Regions from separate parts of the Homo sapiens genome. Here regions 1 and 2 are each linked to region 3. Evidence: chromatin contacts called from ENCODE Hi-C or POLR2A ChIA-PET data. All regions are on one chromosome and are shown on one strand. Each heading gives the region's core, a stretch centred on a gene start or an enhancer-like site at or near the end of the contact. The rest is flanking DNA. Distances are from core to core; before and after follow the strand shown. Region 1 holds the start of PLXNC1-AS1 (PLXNC1 antisense RNA 1). Region 2 overlaps PLXNC1 (plexin C1). Region 3 overlaps CEP83 (centrosomal protein 83).

What was found. Hi-C counts contacts between places; a loop is a spot of excess contacts on that map. ChIA-PET counts read pairs that join two places held with the same protein, here RNA polymerase II (POLR2A). Pooled maps may share reads with other maps.
Region 1: a pooled map shows a loop between it and region 3 (2.2-fold over the local background). The contact joins the promoter of PLXNC1-AS1 here to the enhancer-like site in region 3. A Hi-C loop is called at or near these places in 8 of 50 pooled maps. POLR2A ChIA-PET finds 5 or more read pairs at or near these places in 3 of 52 experiments (H1, IMR-90 and activated CD8-positive, alpha-beta memory T cell).
Region 2: a pooled map shows a loop between it and region 3 (9-fold over the local background). The contact joins two enhancer-like sites. A Hi-C loop is called at or near these places in 1 of 37 single-sample maps with no recorded cell type and 12 of 50 pooled maps. POLR2A ChIA-PET finds 5 or more read pairs at or near these places in 2 of 52 experiments (OCI-LY7 and activated T-cell).

The regions. Positions count from the first base shown.
Region 1 is chr12:94,174,058-94,177,856 of GRCh38, reverse strand. PLXNC1-AS1 (PLXNC1 antisense RNA 1) reads left to right here and starts at 1,394. Exons shown (of 2, transcript XR_007063411.1): 1 at 1,394-1,476. All of the region lies in intron 2 of PLXNC1 (plexin C1), which reads right to left.
Region 2 is chr12:94,207,476-94,211,436 of GRCh38, reverse strand. PLXNC1 (plexin C1) reads right to left here. Exons shown (of 31, transcript NM_005761.3): 5 at 1,733-1,847. Among named protein-coding and RNA genes, the nearest start is that of PLXNC1-AS1, 33 kb to the right of the region's middle. RefSeq lists enhancers at 2,729-2,988, 3,639-3,708. Within about 2 kb of position 2,661, at least 12 of the 41 ENCODE cell types and tissues checked have a DNase peak (open chromatin) inside an H3K27ac peak, as active enhancers do.
Region 3 is chr12:94,371,197-94,374,965 of GRCh38, reverse strand. All of the region lies in intron 8 of CEP83 (centrosomal protein 83), which reads left to right. Among named protein-coding and RNA genes, the nearest start is that of CEP83, 87 kb to the left of the region's middle. Within about 2 kb of position 2,210, at least 2 of the 41 ENCODE cell types and tissues checked have a DNase peak (open chromatin) inside an H3K27ac peak, as active enhancers do.

The sequences.
Region 1 (3,799 bases), core at 145-2,644, 200 kb after region 3:
AATAACAAAGTAAAAACATACTTTACACCACCACTCATCCATTTTACGTAAATTAGGAGCTGCACTGCAGTTTTTATTGGGGGCTTATTTTATTTACTCTTGGAGCATCATTGATACAGATGGTCAGCAAGATCTAGTTGGGTGCAACATTGATTTATTTACTTGGTACCTTGGAAATGAAGCATCAATATTCTCTCTAGAACTCTGAATTGTGGCAAGGAAGCTTTTCCTTTCCTTTCTCCTCTCCTCTCCTCTCCCTTCCTTTCTCCTTTCCTTTCCTTCCTTACCTCTCTCTCTTTCTTTTTCTTTCTCTCTCTTTCTTTCTTTCTCCCTCTCTCTCTCTTTCTTTCTTTGTTTTTCTTTCTTTCTTTTTTTACAAGTTATCAAAAAGTTCTGTGGCCCAGGATTTACCAATCAGTTTCCTGAAAAAGCTACTTAGCGTGGCTTGCACTGAAGCTTGTCCTGATAGCCATAGATGCTGGGTTTAAATTAGTATGTTTCCTCAGTGGTGGAAGCCAGACCTCTCTAGAAGGTAATTTGGCATCATCTATCAAAATTACAAAGGACATACCCTTGGACCCTGCAGCCCCTCATATATATATACATATATATATATATATATATATGTATATATATACACACACATATATATATACGTATATATATATACATATATATACGTATATATATATATACATATATATATACACACACACACATATATATACACACACACACATATATACACACACACATATATATATACACATATATATATACACACACACACACACACACACACATATATATGAAATGACATATATTCATTGTAGCATTGTATGTTATAAAGAAAAGATTAAAACAACTTAAATCTCCAGCAATAGGGAACTGGTTAAGTAAACTATAGTACAAACAAGGAAATACTATTTAGCTATAAAAATAATTAGAAAGCTCTTTGTGTTATATTTAAAGTTATATGAAATATGTACATATATCTATAAATATAGACATATTTACATATACAGGTATTTTTACATATATAACATATATGTTTACTGTGTTTTATGTTTCAACAAAAGGGAGGAAGAATATCTTCACTCTTTTGCCTGTAGACAGATATAAACTATCTCTGGAAAGATACCCATGAAACTACTATCATTGGTTGCCTTGGAAGTCAAGACCAGGTGCCTTTCACGGAATATTTTCTTGGTTCTTTTGAGTTTTAAACAATATCATTGTATTACCTTAAAAATAAATATATAACATTTAAATTTAAAAATCCTTGAGGGTGAGTGAGTCAAATTGTTTTTCTTTTTGCTAGATTATGCAAACAATGCTCTCCATAATCCTGAGGACAGGACAAGAGGAAGTTTTAGTTTTCACCACAAAGGTCCCAAATGTGCTACACAGAGGGGTGAGGGATTTCTGCTTCCGTGGCCCCTGGAGTCTCATCTCTCTCAGATGACTAAAGGACAGGTCAGTGTTCATATCATCTCTCACCTAGCCCGAGCCCCAGCCCACAGGCACTAATGGAACACTTGGACTTTCTAATTGCAAACTTCAGGAGAATATCAACACACAGACAAAAGCCAGCAAGACTGGAGCAAGGGAAACGTTCCTTCCTCAGCTCAGTTTAGGTGGGCAGCCTCGGAAAAAGAACATGATCAGTGAAGCAATGCAGGAAGTAACAATGAGTCACAAAAACCCAAAACGGGTTGAATTTTGCATAAGAGAAATCTCATCCAATTCACACACACAATCCTTGGGCACGATGTGGATTTTTATCTTCCAGGATACGACCTTAATATAGATCTAATCTGAAGTCAATCTGAACCTTCTCCATGTGTATGCTTGTATACTCCTTTATCTTTCAAGTCTCCAACATCACCTCCTCTGAGAAGCCTTCCCTGATCACTTCTCCGCTGAACACCTCTGTCACTCTCTACCCATCACTGTATTTTCTTCATAGCACTATCTGAAGTGTCTTTATCGCTGATTAATCCATTTACTTGTTTTCTGTCTTTTTCTTCCCACCAGCAGAGCAAGGGCATTGTCTGTTTTGTTCACCTTTGTATATTCAGCACCCAGAACAGTGCCTGGCACATACAAGGTGCCCAGTAGATATTTATTAAATGAAAAACGACGCTATTAGCATTCAAGATTTTATAGGGCTCTTCAGCTTTTTCCAGCTGAAGCCTGTGTAGAAAACAAATTTTCTCTGATGGAGAATTTCAGTTCGTGTCAACATATTGTTTCTGTTGATGTCTTCCTGAAGCCTCATGGTAGACTATTAACGAGCCTTGGGATTTTTGTTGCATATAAAACTCCCAACTACACTGCTGAAATTAACTGAGTGGAGATTTCAACACCATACAATTGTAAGACAGGTTCAAGATCACCCACAGGAAGGATATCATGGTGAGGAAAATGAGGGGGGAGAAAAATTAAACAAAAAACTATTTTTTTTTCTTTACGATTACCATGAGATGGAAAAGCCACGGGTGTTCAAAAAGCTATAATATTTTATGCCAAATTTAATTTCCTATGCCTCACTCTGTGGGGCTAACCAGTTGAAGGGCAAACAAGCCAACCCTTTCATTTATTATTATTTTTTTCCATAAGCAGTTTCTGAGAAATGCTGGGAAGGAGACTTAAACCACACATACACACACACAAGCTCACACACACATATGCACGTGCATGCCTGCATACATATACACACACGTGCATGCCTGTGCATGCGTGCACACACACACACATGCACACACAGGAGAAAGCAAGGTAAGTATTTAATGTGCCTCAGTAGTTAGGAGTAACAAAGATGAAATATAAAGATCAAGGCAAATTTCTCTTTTGTTTCCAATCTACTTATTGCAGTGTAGGTAGTAAGAGAAGCATACAGTCTGAACCACAGGTTCTAGATTTGTGGATTATATGGGACTAAAAGTTTCAAACTGGGGAGTCCCTGCAAACTCATAAATTGCAATTAATGAGGTGGGGAGAACTTGAAGCAGGCTTCACATGACATCCTAAACAGCCAACCAATGAACCCACTTCCAAGTTTTGACACTTCCTCCTGTTTTAACTTTTTGGTCTGTTAGCTCAGTCATCCCCACCACCACCACCACTTCCGGTCCCAGGTCCTGTTCTAGGTTCCCCAAGTTCTCCTATTCCTTATTTGAACATCTTCTGGGTATATAGTACAGCTTGCCTTTACAAAAGATTTTTTTCTCTGACATTCATTCAAAAACTTCAATAACCAGAGTCAAGGCAGACTCTTTAGGCAGTACAGAGTTTTTGCTTCTGTTTGAATTCAGACAGAACTTTTTGGAACCGGTTTAATTTTGCTGTGATTTGAATAAACGAAATCCCTGAGTGGCGCCGTGTGCAGTGGCTCATGCCTGTAATCCCAGCTCTTTGGAAGGCCGAGGTGGGAGGATCTCTTGAGCCTAGGAGTTTGAGACCAGCCTGGGCAACATGGCAAAACCCTGTCCATACAAAAAAATTAGCCAGGTGTGGGGGCACAGGTCTGTAGTCCCAGCTACTCAAGAGGCTGAGGTGGGAGGATCGCTTAAGCCTGGGAGACAGAGGTTGTAGTGAGCCGAGACTGCACCACTGCACTCCAGCCTGGGCAACAGAGCCAGACCTTGGCTCAAAAAAGAAAAAAAAATAAACAAAAGAAAGCCATTAAGTGGGAGTAGAGGGCCACATAGGTAACCAGTCTGAGCCCAAGCACATAGGAAATACCTCAAGACTGGATATGGGGACAGGATAGAGCTATGTGATATAGCTTCCTGTA
Region 2 (3,961 bases), core at 1,412-3,911, 160 kb after region 3:
GGCAATAGGGTAGGAAATATTTTGAAATAATGTGATCAAGAGATAGAATCAGATGGCTTATCAACACTATTAAAATAATTAGTCCGAAGTTGGTTTCAAAGGATAGCTTTAGTCAAATTACGAACTTCTTATCTTCTTTGAGAGTGGTGGTGAGCTGGAGAGAGTGAGGCAGTGGCTGTGTGGGAAGTCTCTGGGAAGATTAGGGTAAACCACAGTGGGACTTAGGGCGAGGAAGAAAACACCAGTGGTCGTTTGGGTGGTAAGCAGTTTTGAAATGTACCAGACCAGATATAAACAGTGATTAATTTGTAATAGTGAGCCCCTAGCTAGGTACGGAAGTTGTATAAGCAGCACTTTTAATTTAATGAACAAGCTACTTCCTCCCACTACATTTAGCTGAAGTATTATCCTTAAATTTTTATAAATAACATAAGAAAAAAAATCTTCCAGAATTTTAACCACTTATCAGAGTCCTGGGTATATTCAAGGATTATGGTATTCTACTTTCTACTATTCTCTATTAGCGCCAAATTTGGCTATTTTTCAGACTGATGAGAGAAATTAGAATTTGGATATACCTATGTTTAGATGCCTAAGAATCTTTTCCACCAAATCTATTCACTCTGATTCAGGACTGGTAGAAGTTTGTATGAAAGTTATTATTATTATTTTTTTTCTCCAGGAAGACAACAGAAAGTGACAACAGCCAAATAACTTTAAATCTGTTCGTTCTGATCAGTTACAACTTAGAAGCTTGATTATTTTATTATTTATCACTCATTAAATACTTTGGCTCTCCTTTATTAAATGTTAAATCATCGTAAGTGGTAAAGTTCTTGCTATTTCTCTGAAATGGCAAAGTGTAAGGGAAAAGAGAAAGTGGCCCATTTCCTTGTTAATATGGCATTCAAACAGAACACAGTGAGCTCAACAGACAGGTCAGCTGGCTGCTGTACAGTTATTCATAACAGAGGACTCTGTACAATTATTCATAACACAAGAGCCGTCATTAGGGAGAAAATGCCTCCTTATAGCACCACTGAGACTGCAAGGCAGGAATTCCCTTTTTCCGTAGGGCACGGTTGGCGTGTGCATTTGAAAATGCTTAAATATGCTCCTTGCTCCCTTCTCTCATCCAATGACAGGACTGATGTGTTGTCAAGAGTGGTGCTGCCATAGCAAGGGTCCACTGGCTTTCCAAAGGACCTCACTTGCAATGGTCACTGCCCATGTTGGTCTTCTCTCCATCGCTACCAAGACTGTTGGAAGCTATGTTCATAAGATGGTTACTGGGGAAGCCTCAACACATTAGGATAAGGGACCATTACACTAAACAAAATTCTGCAATTAAGCCACCTTTAAGGTATCTCGTTGACCATGAATCTGAACCTCTTTTTTCTTTATTTTCAAAAGCAATATGTATTTCTACAACATTAGAAGTCCAACTTTTCTTCCAGTTCAACCATTGAGGGTCATCTTCAGCTCCACAAGACGACAAACTCCATGAGAGCAGGCCCATGATGTGACTTGGTTACCGCTGTATCCCCAGCACCTTGCAGAGTGGATGGCATCTGGTGGGCACTCAATATTCGTTAATGAGTGCTAAATGAATGGAGTGCTATCACTAAGCATGTTTGATTGCTAATGGATATTTTACACACAGAAGAAATTTAGCATCCGCTGTGCAAAATGAGACAATACAACGAGGACAAATTAAAATCTTTCCTCTTACCTTTTCTTTACTGCTTCGAATTATCTGAATTTTAGGGCACTTTTTTGCTCCAGACGAAATATCCAGCCAGTTTTCTAAGTTCTCTGAATGTACACAATCTCCTTGAAAAGTGCACCTAAAAAAACGAGGCAACAAAACAGCGACCCCATACGTGTGTTAGTTAAAACAGCGACCCCATACGTGCATTAGTTAAAACTTTCTTATACTTGGCTTCAGTACAAAATGCCAGACCTTGTACAGTGGATTATTGATTTGAGCGAGAATAGGAACATGATGCTAAAACCATGAAAAGCAACAAGAAAACAGCAGAGCATTTTTTTCCATCATGTCTAGGAGCAAAGAACAAATGTAGACAACATGGTGAACTTCGACTCCTGAGCCATCTCTCAAGATGACATCGCCAAATATATCTGAAACACATCCTCCCATGGATTCTGAAATAGGGAGCTCCCTTTTAGAAATGCCTAGCAAAGAACAGCTCAAGGAAGAGTTCACATATTGTATAAATTTTAGGTTTGCTATTCATTCTCAGAATATCAACCTATTGTGTAACTTGATTTTGTTTAAAAATAATAACAAAGTTACTATTTTGTGCTTTGCAGTATGATAATTAAATAGAAAAATTTCAAGGGCAGAGTCTGCCTAAGAATTTGATAAGACATTCCATAACCATCTGCTACATACCATTTATTTAGACAGATACCAAATTATATCAAAAGATATAGGTGAAACATTTTTCCAGGGCCATTTTCCCAAGTCAGCCAGCTCAGAGGCTGACCCAGATAAGTCTTAAGCTGTGGCCAGGGCCAACTACTTTGATAAAGAGATGCTCAGAAGCTGAGTGGTGAGATCACTGGCTTGCTTGATGTGTCAGTCACTCTAGGTCACACTAACTTGGGAACCCTTGCCTCACCAGACGGGGCACCAACCTGGCAAGAAGAACAAATACCAACAGCACGTTATCGCCAAAGGGTGTTGGACTCCACAGATATTCCATTGAATAGCATCAAGGAAAGAACGAAATATTTCTAGTACTACACCTCCTCAAGGCTGAAGATTAAAATGCAGGGGTGGTAAACCAGTGATGGTGAATTTTTAAAAGAAACTGAAAACACATGAATCATGAGATTGAAAAGCAACCAAATGATGACCACATTCAGCTACGGGGAGTCCCGGAGGGGATCCGAGCGGAATGAGGAATGGATGGGCCCAAACAGTGTATTTGGCTTCCTAAAGGTTTTATTTTTTCTCCTTTCTCTACTCTCTCTCTCTTTCAATTCTTAAGAATTTAGGCCTCATGGCTTCATCTTTGAGCTCTGTGTTAATTTGAATATGGCAAAAATAGAACAGGAAGTCAGTGAGTTTCACTAAACGTCATCCCCAAGCACAATACCTTTAGCATGTCACCGGCTTCTGACATTTGGGGAACCCTGCTCCCAATAAGCACATCTGTGTTCCACCTCCCACTACATCTGTGTCAGTTTCTTCTCCAACATTATAACCATGGGGATTTTCATCGGCAATTCTCCAAAGCCATAAATTTATCTGACCCTTGATGGCTAGCTCATCCGTCAAAGACATTAAGTTCAAATTAAACCGCCTGTCAATGTCAGAGAGAGTTTGCAACGGAGAGACAAGCACTGCTGGATTGAAAAACAGAATGACGAAGCTGGTTCTTTCGGTTGTATCTGAAATAGATCATGACTGTCAAAAACTCCCTGCCTCTCATGGGCACTCCGGTTTGTGTAAGGCACTTCCTCTGCCTATAAGAAAAAAAAAAATAAGCCAATTCCGAAGAGACTGGAGTACAAATATTTTTGTTGGCTCTTAATGCTGCCTGGGAGTCAAAGCCTAAGGCTGCCAAAAAAACAAGTGTAAAATATTTCATACAAATAGTGCTACAATTTGCCAATTTGTAGGCAGAAAACAGTAGTGCCACTGAGTTATCACTCCCTTTTCTGAACTCCTATAGCATTTCTTGTCAGAAGTACATATTTCGGTATTTAATCATATGCTGCCTCGAATTACAACTTAACTATTTCATAAGTCTATCTCAGTTCTCCCCAAGTAAGCTCTAAGCTCCTCAAAGAAGGGAGAAGGTCTTTAATATTTCTTTAGCAAATCCCTCAGTGTCTGGCAGCATGATATGCAAATACTAGGGTTTCAATAAATATTTTTGAATGAAAGGATGAAATATGAAATCTCTATAGGTCTTTTCTGTTGCTGATT
Region 3 (3,769 bases), core at 961-3,460:
GATTCAAATTCTGATTTTTTCATTACTAAAAAAAGCTGTGTGACCTTGGGCAGTTCACTGTCTCTCTGAAACTTAAGTGCCTTTGTCTATGCAATGGGACTAATACCTACATTACAGAGTTGTGGCAAAAATTAAATGTAGCTGATGATGAAAATGATAATAGCAGTGATTATACACTGGTGATATCCTTAAATAAGAAAATATTGTAACATAAAGAATACAGAATTTTTAGTCCATTGACTAGTCTGTGTCTCACTGTCTCAATAACTATGTGTAACCTAAGGCAAGTTACCTAATATCATTAGGATCCAATTTCCTTATATCTGTAAGAACCCTTCCAGCCTACTAAGACTGTGTAAGAACTACTAGGAAATAATTTGATTGCCTCCTGATTAACTGTAAGTAGATTATATATTCAACAGATACACATTGAAAGCTTATAACTATAGAGTATACAAAAAAATAGATACAAAACACAAGTAAATTCAGGATATGGGGAGTTTCCATGCTTTTCTTCCAATTCCAGTATAAATTATTTTCAATTTTGTGAAATAATATTGAGTACGTAGTATTTGCAGCACATTGTTCTTGACCTGAGTAGCCAGACTACACTGCTGGAATAATTGGAACCACAGATGTCGCAATAGGACATGGGATGTGCTGGCTTCTGCTGTGGCTTCTCTCTTGGGGGGGCCACCAAGTATAATACTTTTCATGCAGTACATTTTACCTGAGCTCCCTAGCTCACCTGTGTGCTGACCCTGATTTTTCTTCTTTTTTTCCATATATATATACTCTTCCCTATTGCTCTTTCCTCTTAGAGTTAGAGCCTAGGTGATTTCTCCTACTCCGCTGAAGAAAGAACAGCAATCTAGTATAGTATTTATTTCTCTGTGCTTGTTTATTAATACACATTGCTAAGAGTTGCCTGTCTTTTTAAAGGCACACTTGCCTTATTTTGCATATAAATGGAGTATTAAATACCATCCTTCAACTTTAAACAAACCAAGTTTCATTTGAAGTCTTGTATGTAAAGATTCCATTGGAAGGGTAGATTTTAAAATAATATTTCAAACATGACTGCCACAGTTTTCTTTGCAACTTGAAGTTTTCATCAACATTTTGCAATTCTAGCAAATGGTTGTTTGCAGTGCAAAGGAACACCTGGGGTGTGTTTGTCTTAGTTACTCAAATTCATAAATGTTTGTCAGATTTTAGAACAAAGTTATGTCAGTGTGAGTATCAGTGTCTTGGATTAAAAGGTATTACCAAAGATGGCCTGAAAATGATGACCTTAAAGAGATTTCACATTCAGTGAGGTAAATTCTTCTAGTTCCCTCATAAGGTTTTTCATTTTCAGAATGCCAATAAAAGGTAGTTTTAAGAAAGCCACCCAACAGAGTTGTCCTTATTTACCTAAATTAATTGGGTAATTACATCTCAGAACTTTGAAAAAGATCAAGATTTAAGTACCATCTCTTTGGAATCTGTATCCAGAGCTTCTTAGGTAATACATATTGTCAATTATATTTCCATTTCTTGCTTATTTATGCTGTGCTCTTGTGTGTCTTTCTGTGAGTATGTGTACTTTAACAGATACTGACCCCCTGTAAAATGCCCAGTTTTGCCAGTTTTGACATTTATTAAAGTTTTGTTAGTAATATCTGAATACTTCCATTGTGTCAAAACATAAAGCAAATTCACAACATAAAGGCCAGAATCTATATGGCAAACATTCTGTGAAGAACAGGGTGACTTGGTCCAGTGGAGCTTTAGGAGACCATGAATTGCTTGAAATTTTATGCAACATTTTAACATGAGCATTTTATTTAAAAAAAAAATCCCTAATTTTCCTAGGATTTGGGACTTGATCACAAAGAAGATTAAGAACCAAGGATCTAGGGGCAGAAAGAAACTTTACTGTAACATTTGGAATTTGGTTCAGATTACTCATAGAAAAGTGCTATTATTTGTCATTACTGGGTAATACATTTTCATACGTTAAGTAAAATTCCTTTTAGTATATTTTTAGGAAATTAACAGTGTTCATATAAGTGATGCATCAGTGATGTTAGGATAATAGAAATAAGGCAATAAAGAAAAACTTTAGATCCATAAATGAGTACATTTGAATGCAGAGAGGACAGGTAAATTGCTTGAGCATATACCACTGGTTTAACAGCAAAAGTAGGCCTGAAGACAGACCTCACTTGTTGCTTGACTTCCTATTCGGTGTTCTTTCAGTTTCAATAATTGTAGTTTAGTTAAAAATGTCGTCTCATTTCAGTAAATTTCAGGGTGAAATGAATAAGAAATAAGTTTTTGTAGATCTTTTACCATGAGATGAATCAACTTCCTATGAAATAAGATGGCTCTAATTTTCCACCTCATGCAGCTATAGTATGTTTGTTAATGAAATGCTGTGTCATTCTTAACCTTTTACAGTTAGTATATAATAGCAGGTTATAATTACATTTGTCATAGTGATTGGATTTTCTTTGTAATCATATTTCTTCAAAATTTTAAAGTATTTATAATTTAAATTCTATCTGTCCATGAAATTATAATGTAGTAAAATCCAATCTACAGAAAGTTTAAGTATTAAAACAAATTATCAGCTGTTGTCATGTAAACATCATTTTATAAAACTTGCTTTTATAGAAAATAACTTCCAAAAGGAAATTAAAACCACAGGCCAGGTGTGGTGGCTTAACGCCTGTAATCCCAGCACTTTGGAAGGCCGAGGCGGATGGATCACGAGGTCAGGAGTTCAAGACCAGCCTGGCCAAGATGGTGAAACCCCATCTCTACTAAAAATACAAAATTTAGCCAGGTGTGGTGGTGCATGCCTGTAATCCTAGCTACTCAGGAGGCTGAGGCAGAGAATTTGCTTGAACCCAGGAGACAGAGGTTGCAGTAAGCTGAGATTAAGCCACTGTACTCCAGCCTGGGCGACAGAGCGAGACTCTGTCTCAGAAAATAAATAAATAAAAATGCAAAACTGATGTCAGCACAGGGTCACCATTTTATGTACGGTCATTTAAAAATCTACGAGTTAATTTGGAGGGATGTCTTATTGTAGTTACCAGTACATAAGGCAGTACTCACTTTTCTGTTTATTTCCTTTGGATGAGGATTTTGCATGAAACTATTCCTTGAAACGTTTTCAGGACCTTTTGTTGATGGAATATCTTCCAATAAGACACTTCTATTTCTTATCCTTGCCCTCTTTGGCTCTAGGACCTTTTTTTGATTTGTGTCTGACTCCCAACTCCAGTATTTATGGGGTTTTATTGGACTCTTAAGTAAATTGTCTTTTATTTTCCTGTTTCTGCCATCTCACATTTTCTGTATTTGATGTGTATGTATTTGTAGTTTCCTACTCTGATTCCATACTTTTATATATTTGGATAATATATCAGAAAATGGGTTAATCTAACCTTTGTGTTTGTATTGATTAAATCCTTATTATATGACTATATCTAATTTTAGAAGCTCCTTACCAAAGAGAAGGGCTATGGAAAATGAATTTATATGATTTATACTTGTTCCTGCCCCCAATCCCCTACCTAATACTTGTGCACATGCGCACACAGACACAGTCTATACACATTACACTATTTTGTCACCAGATTCAATTGATTCTTCCTTCCCCCCTCCGTTTATTCATTTCTTGCCTCTTAATTGATTTATTTACCTTCAGTTTCTTAAGCCAACAGATTCGCATTAGTTAATTGTGCCACCTTCAACAGCTAACCTGAAAAACAAC